Linked DNA regions of Homo sapiens: region 2 is linked to region 1. A link is an interaction called in ENCODE POLR2A ChIA-PET data of the cell type or tissue named here. Cell type or tissue: PC-3. All regions are shown on one strand. Each heading gives the region's core, and the rest is flanking DNA. Links, peaks and the distances in the headings are about the cores only.

Region 1 (7,365 bases), core at 872-5,871:
TACCACTGCACTCCAGCCTGGGCAACAAGAGCAAAACTCTGTCTCAAAAAAAAAAAAAAAAAAAGCTCTGGAATTGGATAGCGGTGATGATTGCACAATATACTAAACAAACCCCACGAAGCTGTATATTTTTAAACATACAGTTTTTTGATGTTTTTTAATGTTATGTGAATTATATCTTAATACAAATAAGCTTTAAAAATCATTATGAGCCAGGTGCAGTGGCTCATGCCTGTAATCCAAGCAGTTTGGAAGGCTGAGACGGGAGGATTGCTTGATCCCAGGAGTTGGAGACCAACCTGGACAACATAGGAAAACCTCATCTCTACAAATAATAAAATAAAAATTAGCCAGGCATGGTGGTACACACCTGTGGTCCCAGTTATTCAGGAAGCTGAGGTGGGAGAATTGCATGAGTCTGGGCCGTCAAGGCTGCAATAAATCGTGATCATGCCACTGCACTGCCACTGGGCAACAGAGGAGGATCTCATCTCAAAAAAGAAAAAAAAGATTGTGATACAACCAACAAAAGTTATACTTTATGAAAAACTTAAAAAACATGGAAAACATCATCATAGTACAATGTTAAATGAAAGCGCATAATCTTACATGTACAGTAGGATTATAATTGTGTTAAAAACAAAAACACATCACTTAAATACAGGAAAAGCCCAGTGGAAAGAAATGTATCAATACTGGGACAGGAGAAAATCTGTTTCTGTCTTGGGAGTAATGACATGACCACCCTGCCTGATTTGCTATGGATTTGAGGAGGCTTTAGGCCCATTTTCTCATAGCCTGCTTCTTAGATTTGGAGCTCCCAAAAGTAGTCAACTTTTTTTTTTTTTTTTTTTTTCAGATGGAGTCTCACTCTGTCATCCAGGCTGGAGTGCAGCGGTGCGATCTCAGCTCACTGCAAGCTCCACCTCCCGGGTTCACACCATTCTCCTGCCTCAGCCTCCCAAGTAGCTGGGACTACAGGTGCCCTCCACCACGCCCAGCTAATTTTTTGTATTTTTAGTAGAGACGGGGTTTCACCATGTTAGCCAGGATGGTCTTGATCTCCTGACCTCATGATCCTCCTGCCTCGGCCTCCCAAAGTGCCGGGATTACAGGCGTGAGCCACCTCGCCCGGCCCATTTTTTGTTTTTGAGACGGGGTCCTGCACTCCCAGGCTGGAGTGCAGTGGCATGATTTTGGCTCACTGTAGCCTTGACCTCCCAGGCTCAAGAGAACCTTCCACCTCAGCCTCCCAAGGAGCTAGGACTACAGGCGCGTGCCACACATCCAGCGGTTTTTTTTTTTTTTTTTTTTTGGTAGAAACAAAGTCTCACTATTGTTGCCCAGGCTGGTCTTGAACTCCTGGGCTCAAGTAATCCTCCTGCCTCAGCCTTCCAAAGTGCTGGGAGAGGTAGTCATCCTTGAGTCAGGAACCGTAAATTGTCACGGAAGAAGACGTGGTCTGTGGCTAGGCGCGGTGGTTCACGCCTGGAATCCCAGCACTTTGGGAGGCCGAGGAAGGCAGATCACCTGAGGTTAGGAGTTCGAGACCAGCCTTGCCAACATGGTGAAACTCTGTCTCTACTAATAATAAAAAATTAGCTGGGTGTGGTGGCGCGTGCCTGTAATCCCAGCTACTCAGGAGGCTGAGGCAGGAGAACTGCTGAAACTTTGGAGACAGAGGTTGCAGTGAGCCAAAACCGCTGCCACTACATTCCAGCCTGGGCTACAGAGCGAGACTCTGTCTCAAAAAATAAAAAATAAAAGAAGACATGGTTTGCGGTGGATGTGGGACATGTCAACCCTTCCACACACAGACACCTCTACCTTCACGACAGGGCTGCACTCTGTTCTCTGTGTGCATTTGATGGCAGGCAGGGTGAAGATGGGCTTCCCACAGACACAGCAAAAATTCCTTTTATTTTATTTTTTGAGACAGATTTTCGCTCTTGTTGCCCAGGCTCGAGTGCAGTGGCGTGATCTTGGCTCACTGCAACCTCTGCCTCCCAGGTTCAAGCGATTCTCCTGCCTCAGCCTCCCGAGTAGCTGGGATTATAGGCACCTTCCACCACGCCTGGCTAATTTTTGTTGTATATTTAGTAGAGAAGGGGTTTCACCATGTTGGCCAGGCTGGTCTTGAACTCCTGACCTCAGTTGATCCACCCACCTCGGCCTCCCAAAGTGCTGGGATTACAGGAGTGAGCCACCGCGCCCAGCCAGAAAATTCTTTCTCACAGAAGCTCAGAAACAGGTGATGAGTGAGGAGGCGTGGTCACCCACAACAGTTGATGATCTGGTCAAAGAGAACCAAATGCCGAAAACCACAAAGCTGGAAGCCTTGAGACCCTCCAGCAAACTTGGGAACCCTTCTTCTCTGGCCTGGTATTGACATTTCCTGTAGCCTCTTTTTGGAATTTCCTGTAGCGAAACAACGGAGTTTCGCTCCTGTTGCCTAGGCTGGAGTGCAATGGCGCGATCTCAGCTCACAGCAACCTCCGCCTCCCGGATTCAAGCCATTCTCCTGCCTCAGCCTCCAGAGTAGCTGGGATTACAGGCAGGTGCCACCACGCCCAGATAATTTTTATAGTTTTAGTAGAGACGGGGTTTCACCATGTTGGCAAGGCTGGTTTCAAACTCCTAACCTCAAGTGATCTGCCTGCCTCGGCCTCCCAAAGTGCTGGGATTACAGGCATGAGCCACCTCACCCAGCTAGTTTTTTATTATTAGTAGAGACAGGGTTTCACCACGTTGGCCAGGCTGGTCTCAAACTCCTGACGTCAGATGATCCGCCCGCCTCGACCTCCTGAAGTGCCGGCATTACAGACGTGAGCCACCGCACCCGGCGCCCTGTAGCCTCTTGATGTTTGACTCCCCTGAGAAGAGCAACAGAAGAAAGTCAAAATGGGTAAGAAATCAGCTATTGAAAGTTACTGGACAGTGAATCCTCTCTTTCTTTCTTTCTTTTTTTTTTTTATTTTAGTTTACTGGTGTTTGAGTCATTTGCTGAGTAAATCTGAAAGAACAAAGAAAAAAAGGAACTGTTGCCAAGGTGCCCCTATCTTTGGGGCTTGCAGCCTATCAGAACTTCCTCCAGAATCCTCCATCAGTGGTTGGCTTCTCATTATTTCCTCAGCCCTTTAGCTCTATTAAGTTTTAAAAAATAAAATGAAGGCCGGCCATAGTGGCTCATGCCTGTAATCTCAGCACTTTGGAAGGCCAAGGTGGGTGGATTGCTTGAGGTCAGGAGTTCAAGACCAGCCTGGGCACACCCCGTCTCATTTAAAAATAAAATAAAATAAAATAAAATGATGGAGATTTATATCCATGCAAAAACCTGCACATGAAGGCTTATGGCAACTTTATTCATAAATGCTAAAGCTTGGAAGCAACTAAGATGTCCTGTTTTTTTGGGTTTTTTGAGACGGAGTCTCGCACTGTCACCTGTGCTGGAGTACAATGGCATGATCTCAGCTCACTGCAACCTCCGCCTCCCAGGTTCAATCAATTCTCCTGCCTTAGCCTCCTAAGTAGCTGGGATTACAGGCGCCTACCACCACGTCCAGCTAATTTTTTGTATTTTTAGTAGAGACGGGGGTTTCACTATGTTGGCCAGGCTGGTCTCGAACTCCTAACCTCGTGATCTGCCCACCTCGGCCTCCCAAAGTGCTGGGATTACAGGCATGAGCCACTGTGCCCAGCTAAGACATCCTTTAATAGGTGAATGGATAAGCAAACTGTGTGCTGGAACCGCACAATGAAATGTTATTCCACACCAAAAAGAAACACACTATCAGGCCAGGAGAAATTGTGGAAAAACCTTAGCTGCATATTGCTGAGTGAAAGAAAGCCTGATCCAAGAGGGCAAGAATTCTGATTGATTCACTGCTGAATCTCCAACATCTAAAACAGTGTCTGGCCAAAACAGGCCCTCAATATTTGATGAGTTGTTGTTTTTTTTAAGTCCAGGCATATGGTGGCTCAAACCCTTGATCCCAGCACTTTGGGAGGCTGAAGCGAGGTGATTGCTTAAGGCCAGGAGCTCGAGACCAGCCTGGACAACATAGTGAGACTCCATCTCCATTAAAAAAAAAAAAAAAAAAAAAAAAGGCCGGGCACAGTGGCTCACGCCTGTAATCCCAGCACTTTGGGAGGCTGAGGCAGGTGGATCACGAGGTCAAGAGATCGAGACCATCATGGCTAACACGGTGAAACCCCGTCTCTACTAAAAATACAAAAAATTAGCTGGGCGTGGTGGCAGGTGCCCGTAGTCGCAGCTACTCGGGAGGCTGAGGCAGAATGGCTTGAGCCCGGGAGGCAGAGCTTGCAGTGAGCCGAGATTGCGCCACTGCACTCCAGCCTGGGCAACAGAGCGAGGCTCCGTCTCAAAAAAAAAAAAAAATGCAGATTATATTTTAGAACTGTGGAGGTGCAGAGGCAGCAAGGCTTGACCTACCCTGTAGTCCAACTCCATCTGAACAGATGAAGGAACTGCAGCCCAGAGAAGGAAAGTTACTTGCCAGAGACACACAGCAAGTTGCCTTCTGACTTTCAGGCCTCTTACAGAGAGCTGACCAACTCAGTTAGATGTTAAGAGACTCATTTGCCTCAGAAGCATCAGCTCAAGCAGCTGCTAAATACCAACTCTATTTGGTCAAGGCCAAGGAGATATTTACTCCTTCTTAGGAGGCGGGGGAAGTCCAAAGGAGCTTTTTATAGGCCTCTTTAGGGTAAGTGTTGGTGAAGTCACAGAAGGATTCACTTCCCCAAGCTGACGGGAACCGTTACTTTCTGGTTTCTCTTTTCAGATTTACTAAACATATTTAACTTAAAATGAAATGGCCAAATTTGAAATATATAAAAACTACAATCCGGGTCAGCCCAGGAAAACTAGCATCTACCTCCAGTCTCATCTCATCCCAGCCACCAATTTGCCACCTGACCTTGAGGGACTGCAGGCACATCTCCTAGTCCTTCTGGGCCCCGGCCAGATGAAATGACCTCCATGAATCTTTCCAGTTCTGACCATCTGTGGTGCCCTGGGTCTAAGTCACCCTACAATTAGCCTGTAGTCAAAGGTCCTTCCTGGCTTATCTGCTGATTGGCCTTTGAAGAGGCCCATTCTAAAATGTGGGTTTGCTCTAGTTCAGGAAAACAAAGTAGGGCCAAAGATCTCCTTAGCCAAAGAGATGATCTGGAAAGAGGTTAGCAATCAGTTCACAAACTGACCTGGACAACAGAGATAAAACATGAGGGCTGCACTTGCATGGGGAAATAAGGCAATCCCTAAGCAAGGAGACAGAGGGAGTGAGGGAGGACAGTGCAGCCCGGAAGACCACAGTGAGGGACGCTTTCGACTAGAACAGGAAGTCAAATTTCTTTTTTAGGTTCTGCCCATTATGGGCCAACTTAACATCTTTATTTTTATTTATTTATTTATTTTTGTTTATTTTTGAGATGGAGTCTTGCTGTGTTGTCCAGGCTGGAGTGGAGTGATCTCGGCTCACTGCAACCTCCTCCTCCCAGGTTCAAGTGATTCTCCTGCCTCAGCCTCCTGAGTAGCTGGGATTACAGGTGCCCACCACCACGCCCAGATAATTTTTGTATTTTTAGTAGAGACGGGGTTTCACCATGTTGGCCAGGCTGGTCTCGAACTCCTCACTTCAAGTGATCCACCTGTCTCGGCCTCGCAAAGTGCTGGGATTACAGGCATGAGTCACTGCACCAAGCCCACCTTAACATCTTTTTTTTTTTTGAGATGGAGTCTCACTCTTGCCACCCAGGCTGGAGTGCAGTAGTGTGATCTCAGCTCACTGCAACCTCCGCCTCCTGGGTTCAAGTGATTCTCCTGCTTCAGCCTCCTGAGTAGCTGGGATAACAGACACCTGCCACCATGCCCAGCTAATTTTTGTACTTTTAGTAGAGACGGGGTTTCACCATGTTGGCCAGGTTGGTCTTGAACTTCTGACCTTAGGTGACCCATTCACCTCGGCCTCCCAAAGTGCTGGTATTACAGGCGTGAGCCATCGTGCCCGGCAACACCTTTAACTATCTTTTTCCTGTGTGGACAATGCTTATCATTACTTGCATTGAGTGAAAAAAGAAAAAAGGTCATCATTTTGTGTACACATGAACTGATTTTCAACAAACATGAACAGAGCAGTTTAGTGGAGAAAGAATAGACTTTTCAACAAAAACAGAGTTCCATGTACTAGAACAATTAAATATCCAAGTACAAGAAAAAAACCTTCAATATCTCATACCAAACAAAAAATAACTAAAAATGGATCAGAGACCTAGATGTAAAACCTAAAACTATAAAATTTCTATTAGAAAACATAGGAGAAAATCTTTATAACCTTTGACTAGGCAAAGATTTCTTTGGTAAAGGCCAGGCATGGTGGCTTACACCTGTAATCCCAGGACTTTGGGAGGCCCAGGAGTTTAAGACCAGCCTGAGCAGCATAGGGAGATCCTATGCTGTCTCTACCAAAAATTAAGGCCAGGCACGGTGGCTCATGCCTGTAATCCTAGCACTTTGGGAGGCTGAAGCAGGCAAATCACTTGAGGTCAGGGGTTTCACAATGTTGGCCAGGCTGGTCTCAAACTCCTGACCTCAAGATGACCAACCCAGCTTGGCCTCCCAAAGTGCTGGTACAGGTGTGGGCCACCGCATCTGGCCAGGAACCAATTCTTTTTTGAGACACGATGGCTGCAAACATCACAAAATGACAGACAAGCAGGCATTATGGTGTTCCTCATGGAAATACACAACACCATGTAAGTAGTCTCATTTAAAAAAAAAAAAAAAAAAAAAAAAAACGTTGGCCGGGCGCCGTGGCTCATGCCTGTAATCCTAGCACTTTGGGAGGCTGAGGCAGGTGGATCACCTGAGGTCAGGAGTTCGAGACCAGCCTGACCAACATGGTGAAATCCCATCTCTACTAAAAATACAAAAATTAGCCGGGCATGGTGGAGGGCATCTGTAATCCCAGCTACTCAGGAGGCTGAGGCAAGAGAATTGCTTGAACCCAGGAGGCAGAGGTTGCAGTGAACCAAGATTGTGCCACTGCACTCCAGCCTGGGCAACAGAGCGAGACTGTCTTTACAAAAAAAAAAATCAGGCCAGGCACAGTGGCTCATGCCTGTAATCCCAGCACTTTGGAAGGGCAAAGTGGGCAGATCACTTGAGGTCAGGAGTTTGAGACAAGCCTGGCCAATGTGGTGAAACGTCATCTCCACTAAAAGTACAAAAATTAGCCAGGTTTGGTGGCATGTGCCTGTAGTACCAGCTACTCAGGAGGCTGAGGCAGGAGAGTCGCTTGAACCCTGGAGGCGGAGGTTGCAGTGAGCCAAGATCACACTACT
Region 2 (7,365 bases), core at 1,390-6,389, 270 kb before region 1:
CAGGTGGTTGGCTCCTGTCCCTGCTGTCCCCAGTCATCGACCACTCCTCCCCAGCTCCCCCTCCCCAGCCCAGCCTGCTACCTGCCCTGCCGTGCCTGCCACAGCCAGGTAGCCGCTGTACTTGCAGAGGAAGATCTTCTGGATGCCCAGCCGGGGGTCATCACTGTAGGGGTCAAAGGAGCCCACCTGGAGAAGGGGAGGGGCCCTGTGAGCAGCCACGGGGACAGGACCCAGCTGGCCTCTGCCCTTCCTGGGTCCCAGGCTCCTGGCCTCACCTTGCGGAGTGGGGGCCACTCGTCCTCGCCCTGGGCACTGAAGTTCTCGTTGGGGTCCGTGTCGGTGAGGAACACGCGCACAGTGCTGAGTTTGTAGAGCAGCCGCAGGCAGACACCCGAGGCATCCCAGAACCGCACCGTGCCGTCCTCGTGCCTGTGGGCAGAACCCACCTGCCAGGCGTGAGAGGGATGCCAGCCGGGATGCCCAGGGGCTGGCTCGTCCACCTCAGGGCTCTGCTCCCACCCCACATATCCTACTGGGAAGAGGTGGGGTAGCATCAAAGTACCCTACCCTGTGAGCAGCAGGTCCCTCTGGGGTGGGGCTGGGGTCAGGCTGGTGCCACCATCAATTGGCCACTCCTAGAAAAAGAGACCAAGAAGTCCATGGGAGAGTTTGGCTTGCGGTGGGGCTGGGGCTGGGGCCAGGGCCAGACCTACCATGGTGGAGAAGTGTGCGTTCTGCCGGCTGCCGGCGGCAATGATCCGCTCCCACAGCTTCAGCGGGATGTTGGAGACGTGGTGAGAGCAGGTGATGGCGGAACAGTGCAGAGAAGCCAGGTAGGGCAGCTGGACCGGTGGCCAGCCTGCTGTCTGCAGGTCAATCACCACCAGCTCCTCCTCAGCCAGCACCACCAGGGCATAGGGGTCGTCAAAGGCTGGGGTACAGGGCAAGGGTCAGGGGCCGGGGCCAGGAGGAAGCAGCCCAGCTCTGTGGAATCAGAAGCTCCAGGGTTGGAGCCAGGGCATCTGCAGATCCAGAAAGCCCTGTTCTTGGCTGCTTGAGCAAAGCCTTTCCATCTCCAGGAGGGCAGCAGGTGTGGGCAGTAGCCCTGGCTCTGCATGCAAGGCTGCTGAGAGCTCCCTGGCACAGGGCTCCTGGGGGGATACACCTGGCTGGAAGGCAGGGTCCCAACCAGGATAGGCACCCCAGAGGCATGCAGCTGTGCCTGCCAACCCTCTTCCCTGGTTTCTCCTCCATGGGGCCTGCTCTCCCTGCTCAGATGCACCTGTCAAGCCTCTCCCCACAGGCAGCAGCACGCGTGGTCTTCAGCACACCAGTTGCTAGGGGTGGCATTTTCTTTACTGCACACAATCACATCACCTCACTCAGGCCTGGACCCAGCTAGTGCTCAATAAATGTGCGCTGGATGATTAAACCATTTGTCTTTTTTTTTTTTTTTCTTTTCTCGAGACAGGGTTTCACACTCTGTCGCCCAGGCTGGAGTACAGTGGTGTGATCTCGGCTCATTGCAACCTCCACCTCCAGGTTCAAGCGATCCTCCTGCCTCAGGCTCCCAAGTAGCTGGGATTACAGGTGTGAGCCACGATACCCAGCTAACTTTTGTATTTTTGGTAGAGACAGGGTTTCGCCATGTTGCTCAGGCTGGTGTTGAACTCCTGGGCTCAAGTGATCTTCCCACCTTGGCCTCCCAAAATGCTGGGATTACAGGCATGAGCCACTGTGCCCAGTCTTTTTTTTCTCTTTTTTTTTTGAGATGGAGTCTTGCTCTGTCACCCAGGCTGGAGTGTAGTGGTGCGATCTCAGCTCACTGCAACCTCCGCCTCCCGGGTTCAAGCGATTCTCCTGCCTCAGCTTCCCAAGTAGCTGGGATTACAGGCACTCACCACCACGCCTGGCTAATTTTTGTTTTTCTTTTTTATTTTTTGAGACGGAGTTTCGCTCTTGTTGCCCAGGCTGGAGTGCAATGGCATGATCTCGGCTCACTGCAACCTCTGCCTCCCGGGTTCAAGAGATTCTCCTGCCTCAGCCTCTCGAGTAGCTGGGATTACAGGCACATACCACCAATGCCTGGCTAATTTTTTATTTTTAGTAGAGACAGGGTTTCACCATGTTGGCCAGGCTAGTCTCGAACCCCTAACCTCAGGTGATCTGCCATCCTTGGCCTCCCAAAGTGCTAGGATTACAGCTGAGCCACTGCCCCTGGCTGACGCTGCCTCTTTGAAGTGCTTGTCTTCCCTGCTACTCTGGGGTCTGCTGCCCGCTGGCTGCTCCCAGGTGTTCTTTGCCAGATCCCCACCAAACTTCATGCCTCCAAGGCTTGAGGGTGCCCGGGCTCAGCTGTCCCATGGCTTCTCTTCTGTCTTCCTTACCACCTGGGCAGCCTCATCAGGGCCCCTGGTTTCACATCTCTTTTTTTCTTTAAACCTCAAAATCATTGAGCAGCCTTCACACATCTCTGCGTGGATGACTCCAAATGGACACCTTCCCGATCTCTCCTCTGAACTCCAGACCCATAAGCCCCAGTTGTCTACTCAGCATCTCCCTTATGGGTCTGGAGATCAGAGGAGACATTAAGTCCTCAGACTTGATCCCCGCCCAGCTGAGCTTGCTGCACCCTCTTGCCACTACCTTCTCCAGGATTCCTGGTGCTCCCAGCAAACCCTCACGTCATCCTTGACTGATCTCTCCTCCCCTCGTTTACCTCTCCCTAGACAAGGGGCCAAGAAATTACAGCCTGAGGACCAAATCTGGCCTCCTGCCTATTCCTGTCAATATGGCTGTCCTGGAACACGGATACGCCCCTTGTGTTGTCCATGGCTACATGTGCTCTGCAATGGCATTAGGCTGAGTAGCTGTGGGGAAGAAAGCCACCCAGCCCTTTATAGCAACAGTCTGTGAGCCCTGACCTGGCCCCTGAGCCAATGCTGAATGTTAGAAAAGACAGCGTAACCCCAGCCACCTCCTGCCAGTCCCATGGCCTGCACCGCAGCCCAAGCTGAGGTCACCTCTCCCTCGACTCTCACTGGGCTCCCGTCTTTGCTCCACTCCGTGTCCCCCACATGGCAGCCAGACAGATCCTTCTGGAGCAGAGGCTAGATCATGGCACCCCTGCTCAGGGCCCTCATCTCCCTCAAACCCCAAGTCCTTACCGTGCCTCCACGGCTCTATACGATCTGGCGCTGGCCACATCTGGACCAGCACGGGGGCCATTCTGCCCTCTCTTCGCCCCTACCTCATTGGAGCAAGCCAAGAGCCCTCCCAGCTCAGTCTGCACCCCAGGTCCCTACAGGGCAAGCCTTCCATCAGACTGCTTCCGTGTCTGCGCAAATACGTCCCCTTATCAGGGAGGCCTTGCCAACCCTTGTCTAAACCAGCACTGCTGTCCTCTGCCTGGCTTTTTTCTTACCTCTGACATTATCTGGCAACCTACTCACTCTGTCCACATACTCAGATCTAAGTTCCATGGGAACAGGGGCCTCATCTGTTTCTAGAACAGGGCCTGGCATATAGCAGTTGCTCATTAAACAGGAGAGCCTACCAAGGACAGCTGGGTCACAACCCGGCACAGCAGAACCATTACGTGAGAGCTTCAGGGTGCCCACATATCATCTGAGGGAAGCACCGCTCATCAGGCACCCACCTCCTGGCCTGCGGGACTGCGGGGAGTTGGGGACACAGAGGGACAATTGCAGGAAGGTGGCCTGTCCTAGAAAGCCCCAGCAGTCTCGAATTTGTAGCTCAGCAAGTTTCTTCCCTCCCTTCCTGACCTTTCCGCTGGGAATCAGGTAACTCAGTTAGCCCGGGGAGTGTGGCCACCATAGCCCAAGAGGCCCCCGCTCTGTGCCAACATGGCCCAAATGTTGTGGAAAGAGCAGAGCTGGGCCCTGCTCTCAGCATCCAGGGTGTGAGGAGGGAGGAGAGGCTGAGAAAGAAAGAAAAGCAGGTTTGGGGTTCCCCTGAACAGGGTAGATAGAGGCCGTGAGTACACAGACCAGGTGTCCTGAACAGCCCCGCCCCCTCACCTTTCGGCCTCAGGCCCTTTCAGGCCAGCATCATTAGGAGAGGGCCCTCCCTCCTGGAGAGCTCCTGCAGGGCTCCTCTCCAGGTTTCAACATCAGCCCTTTCTGGTCTTGCCTGTCACACAATTTACGAGGCTGACTCAGGGCTCTGCCGGTCCTGCTGGAGCTCCAGGAGGCTGCACAGCCACCTTCTGCCCTGCCCAGAAGGCGGGCTTTGCCATCTCTAAGCCAGGACCCTCTTGCCTCAGCGGGGTGGGTGTTAAATCCAACAGTACAGATCAGCCCCCTGTGGGCTAAGTCCCATTACAGTCTGGAAAGGGCAGAGAGCCCGGGGCAGACAGGAGGTGTGGCTGGGCTGGGTCTCTAGCTGGGGAGGGTGGCAGGGAGGCAGAGAAAGGAGCTGTAGGGCTTGATGACACTGCACCTTGGGGTGCAGTGAGGCTAAGGGACTCAGGACAGTGGTAGGCTTAGGAACATCTGTGCAGAGCCCTTTTTTTTTTTTTTTTTGAGACACAGTCTGGCTATGTCACCCAGGCTGAGTACAGTAGCATGATCCTGGTTCGCTGCAACCTCCACCTCCCAGGCTCAAGTGATCCTCCCACCTCAGCCTCCTGAGTAGCTAGGACTACAGGTACGTGCCACAACACCTGGCTAATTTTTTTATTTTTTGTAGAGACAAGGGTCTCCCTACGTTGTCCAGGCTGGACTTGAACTCCTGGGTTCAAGCGATCCTACCACCTTGGCCTCCCACAGCACTGGGGTTACAGGCAGGAGCCACTGCACCTGGCCCTGTCTTTACTGATGGTCCTGCCCCATGCCTCCCACACCTAACCCTGGGCACCCACTCCCGAAGCTCTCCTACTGGCTGCAGGGTCTGCCTCTGTGAGGACAGTGAAGCCGATGACACGGGAGGTGAAGTCGAAGGCCGTCTGCTGGCCATCGTGGATCACTGAGATGCAGTGGCGGTCCCCGTAGCTGGCCCGTGGCATGCCACCCTGGAAGATGGTGAAGGGCAACCTGGCAGGCACAGAGGAGCGGCAGTGGGCTGGGGCTCCTGGCACAGCCTCAACAGCCACAGGCCGGCAATCAAAGTCACCACTCAGTCAAGGTCCCCAGGAGCAGGGGAGACTGGACCCCATCTCCTTCCAACTGCTACAGCCCAGGAGGACTTGGAGGTAAGGTGAGGGCATCCAGGCTGGGGGCTCTGAGTCTCAGCAGCCACTCCTGCCTCATGCTGGGTGCCCCCACCAATTCTGTTTGAACATCACCCAGAGTGATTTTGTCTGAAGAAACAGGGCTGCCAACTAAAGGAGTTTAAGACCTGCTGCTCAGTACCGTCTCTCTGGGAAGGTGGAAGAAAGGAGCAAGAATGAACTTGGCAGGAATTGGGCCGCTGAGAGACGTGAATAGCGTCTACCCTGTCTCCCCTCCCTGGTGTCCAAGACCCCAACACGGGACCTGAGAGTGTTCACTGGCACCAACTTCCCAGGCAGAGGCCTAAGTGACCTTTCTAGCCCTCCAGGAAGGCTCTGGAGAGGAAAGAGGACCAGCATGGATACCTACCCCTGCCTAGTGGTCAGCCAGAGGATTCTGGTAATCGCTTTGCAAGGAAAGGGACCTGAAAGGAAAGGAATCGGCTTGAACGGATCCTCAAACTCTCAGACAAGTGTCAGTCCCCACAGGCACAGATCCCTCTAGCTCATGCCACATCCACATGGTAGACCTGTGCTTGGGAATCTTGCTCCGAGAAGTTCCCCAAGAAACTGGGTGAGGCGAACCCTGCTGTGTGGCTTTGGACAAAGCCTTTACCCTCTCTGGCCCTGGAGTTTGCTTCAGAATTGAGCAACCTGCACCTGAATCCAGGAGGCACTGGGGGTGGGCCCTGCCCGGCGGGTGAAACACTGACCGTAAGGCACGAGGCTGCGGAGGGGCTCTGGTTGCTGGGCTTCGCTGGACACGGGCCACTGGCAGTAGCTGCCGTCAGAGTGACAGCTGACGAGCAGGCGGCCGTCCCGCTGCCACCAGATGTTCTCCAGTTGCTATGGAGGAAGAGGAGAGGGACAGAGGGCAGCACGCTGGACCGAGGCGGCGTTCCCATCGCCTGCACCCCATGCCTCTGCACAGTGTGTATGTGCCACTTGGGGCCCTGGGAGAGCAACATGGCGCCTGCCATGTCCTGGGCACTGCCTACCTGGCTGCTGAGGAAGTGGTAGAGCACGCGGCTGCCCTGTAGGTCCCAGATGACAACGAGGCCTCGGCTGTAGCCGATCAGGATCTGGTTGGGGTCTCGAGGGTGCTCCTGCAGTGCCTCCACCATCTCGAACACACGCCGGTGGCGGGCCTCCTCTGGCAACCTGGGCGAGGGGAGTGCCGTGAGCCTCCGATGCCGTCCACCAGGGGGAATGGCCCCCAGCATGGCACAGCCATGGGGCTCCCTATGCAGAGGTGGCTGCTCCATGTGCCAGCATAGAAATATGGCTAGGGGCTGGGCGCAGTGGATGGCCGAGCGTGGTGGCTCATGCCTGTAATCCCAGCACTTTGGGAGCCCAAGGTGGGCAGGCCACTTGAGGTCAGGAGTTTGAGAGCAGCCTGGCCAACATGGCAAAACCCTGTCTCTACTAAAAATATAAAACATTAGCTGGGCGTGGTGGCACATGGCTATAACCCCAGCTACTTGGGAGGCGGAGGCGGGAGAATTGCTTGAACCCAGGAGGCGGAGGTTGCAGTGAGCCGAGATCGTGCCACTGCACTCCAGCCTGGGTGACAGAGTGAGACTCCATTTCCAAAAAAAAAGAAAGAAAGATGGCTAGGACATGTCACCAAGGGGAGAAGGGCAGCATGTAGAACAAGACAGAGACATGGACACAACCTCCAGTGATGTAAACACAGGCGGTACAATTATAAGGCAAGGCAAGGCAGTGACTTCTGGAAAAGTCAATGTGGGGGCAAGAGGGAGCCTTGACTAGGAAGGGTGCATAAGACCTCCGGAGGGCATCAAAGTTCTATTTCTATGCCCGGCAGGAAGGCTGCAAGGATGCTCTACAAGAATCTGTTAAACTGTACATTCATATTCAGTGCATTTTTGCAAAAGGGAGTGTTTAATAATAAAGAAGTTTTTTAGCCCCATAAAACAAAACTCTGTGTGAGTTGGCCTGGCCCTGGAGCCTTGACCCCTGCCCCGTCTCCAGGCCTGGAATGCTGCCGTGAGGGCTGGAGGTGTTGCAGCCAACAAAAAAACCACAAGGCAGCAGGCACAGGACCAACAGCCAACAGCAAGGATGTGGGAAGTGGACCCAGCCTGGACCCAAGCCACACTAAACCCAAGCTC

The links. ChIA-PET counts read pairs that join two places held together with the same protein. Peaks named below come from ENCODE experiments on the same cell type or tissue, not always from the same donor. Only the 100,000 strongest peaks of a DNase experiment are listed, where the experiment ranks them.
Region 2: POLR2A ChIA-PET joins it to region 1 with 6 read pairs; 3 of 35 experiments call an interaction of 5 or more read pairs at or near these places.

The regions. Positions count from the first base shown.
Region 1 is chr17:75,293,219-75,300,583 of GRCh38, reverse strand. It overlaps LOC124904059 (a long non-coding RNA gene), which reads right to left and starts at 5,065. Exons shown (of 2, transcript XR_007065908.1): 1 at 4,941-5,065; 2 at 2,705-2,873. RefSeq lists enhancers at 2,496-2,575, 2,746-3,005, 4,418-4,467, 4,508-4,557, 4,578-4,667 and 1 more and a silencer at 5,858-6,047. In PC-3, for the core only: no CTCF peak of the experiment used is centred there; no DNase peak of the experiment used is centred there; H3K27ac peaks cover 614 bases.
Region 2 is chr17:75,562,042-75,569,406 of GRCh38, reverse strand. LLGL2 (LLGL scribble cell polarity complex component 2) reads right to left here. Exons shown (of 26, transcript NM_001031803.2): 7 at 6,229-6,391; 8 at 5,944-6,076; 9 at 5,601-5,655; 10 at 4,900-5,054; 11 at 714-931; 12 at 568-635; 13 at 276-429; 14 at 82-186. Among named protein-coding and RNA genes, the nearest start is that of MYO15B, 22 kb to the left of the region's middle. RefSeq lists an enhancer at 2,369-2,518 and a silencer at 6,925-7,219. In PC-3, for the core only: no CTCF peak of the experiment used is centred there; a DNase peak (open chromatin) is centred at 4,156.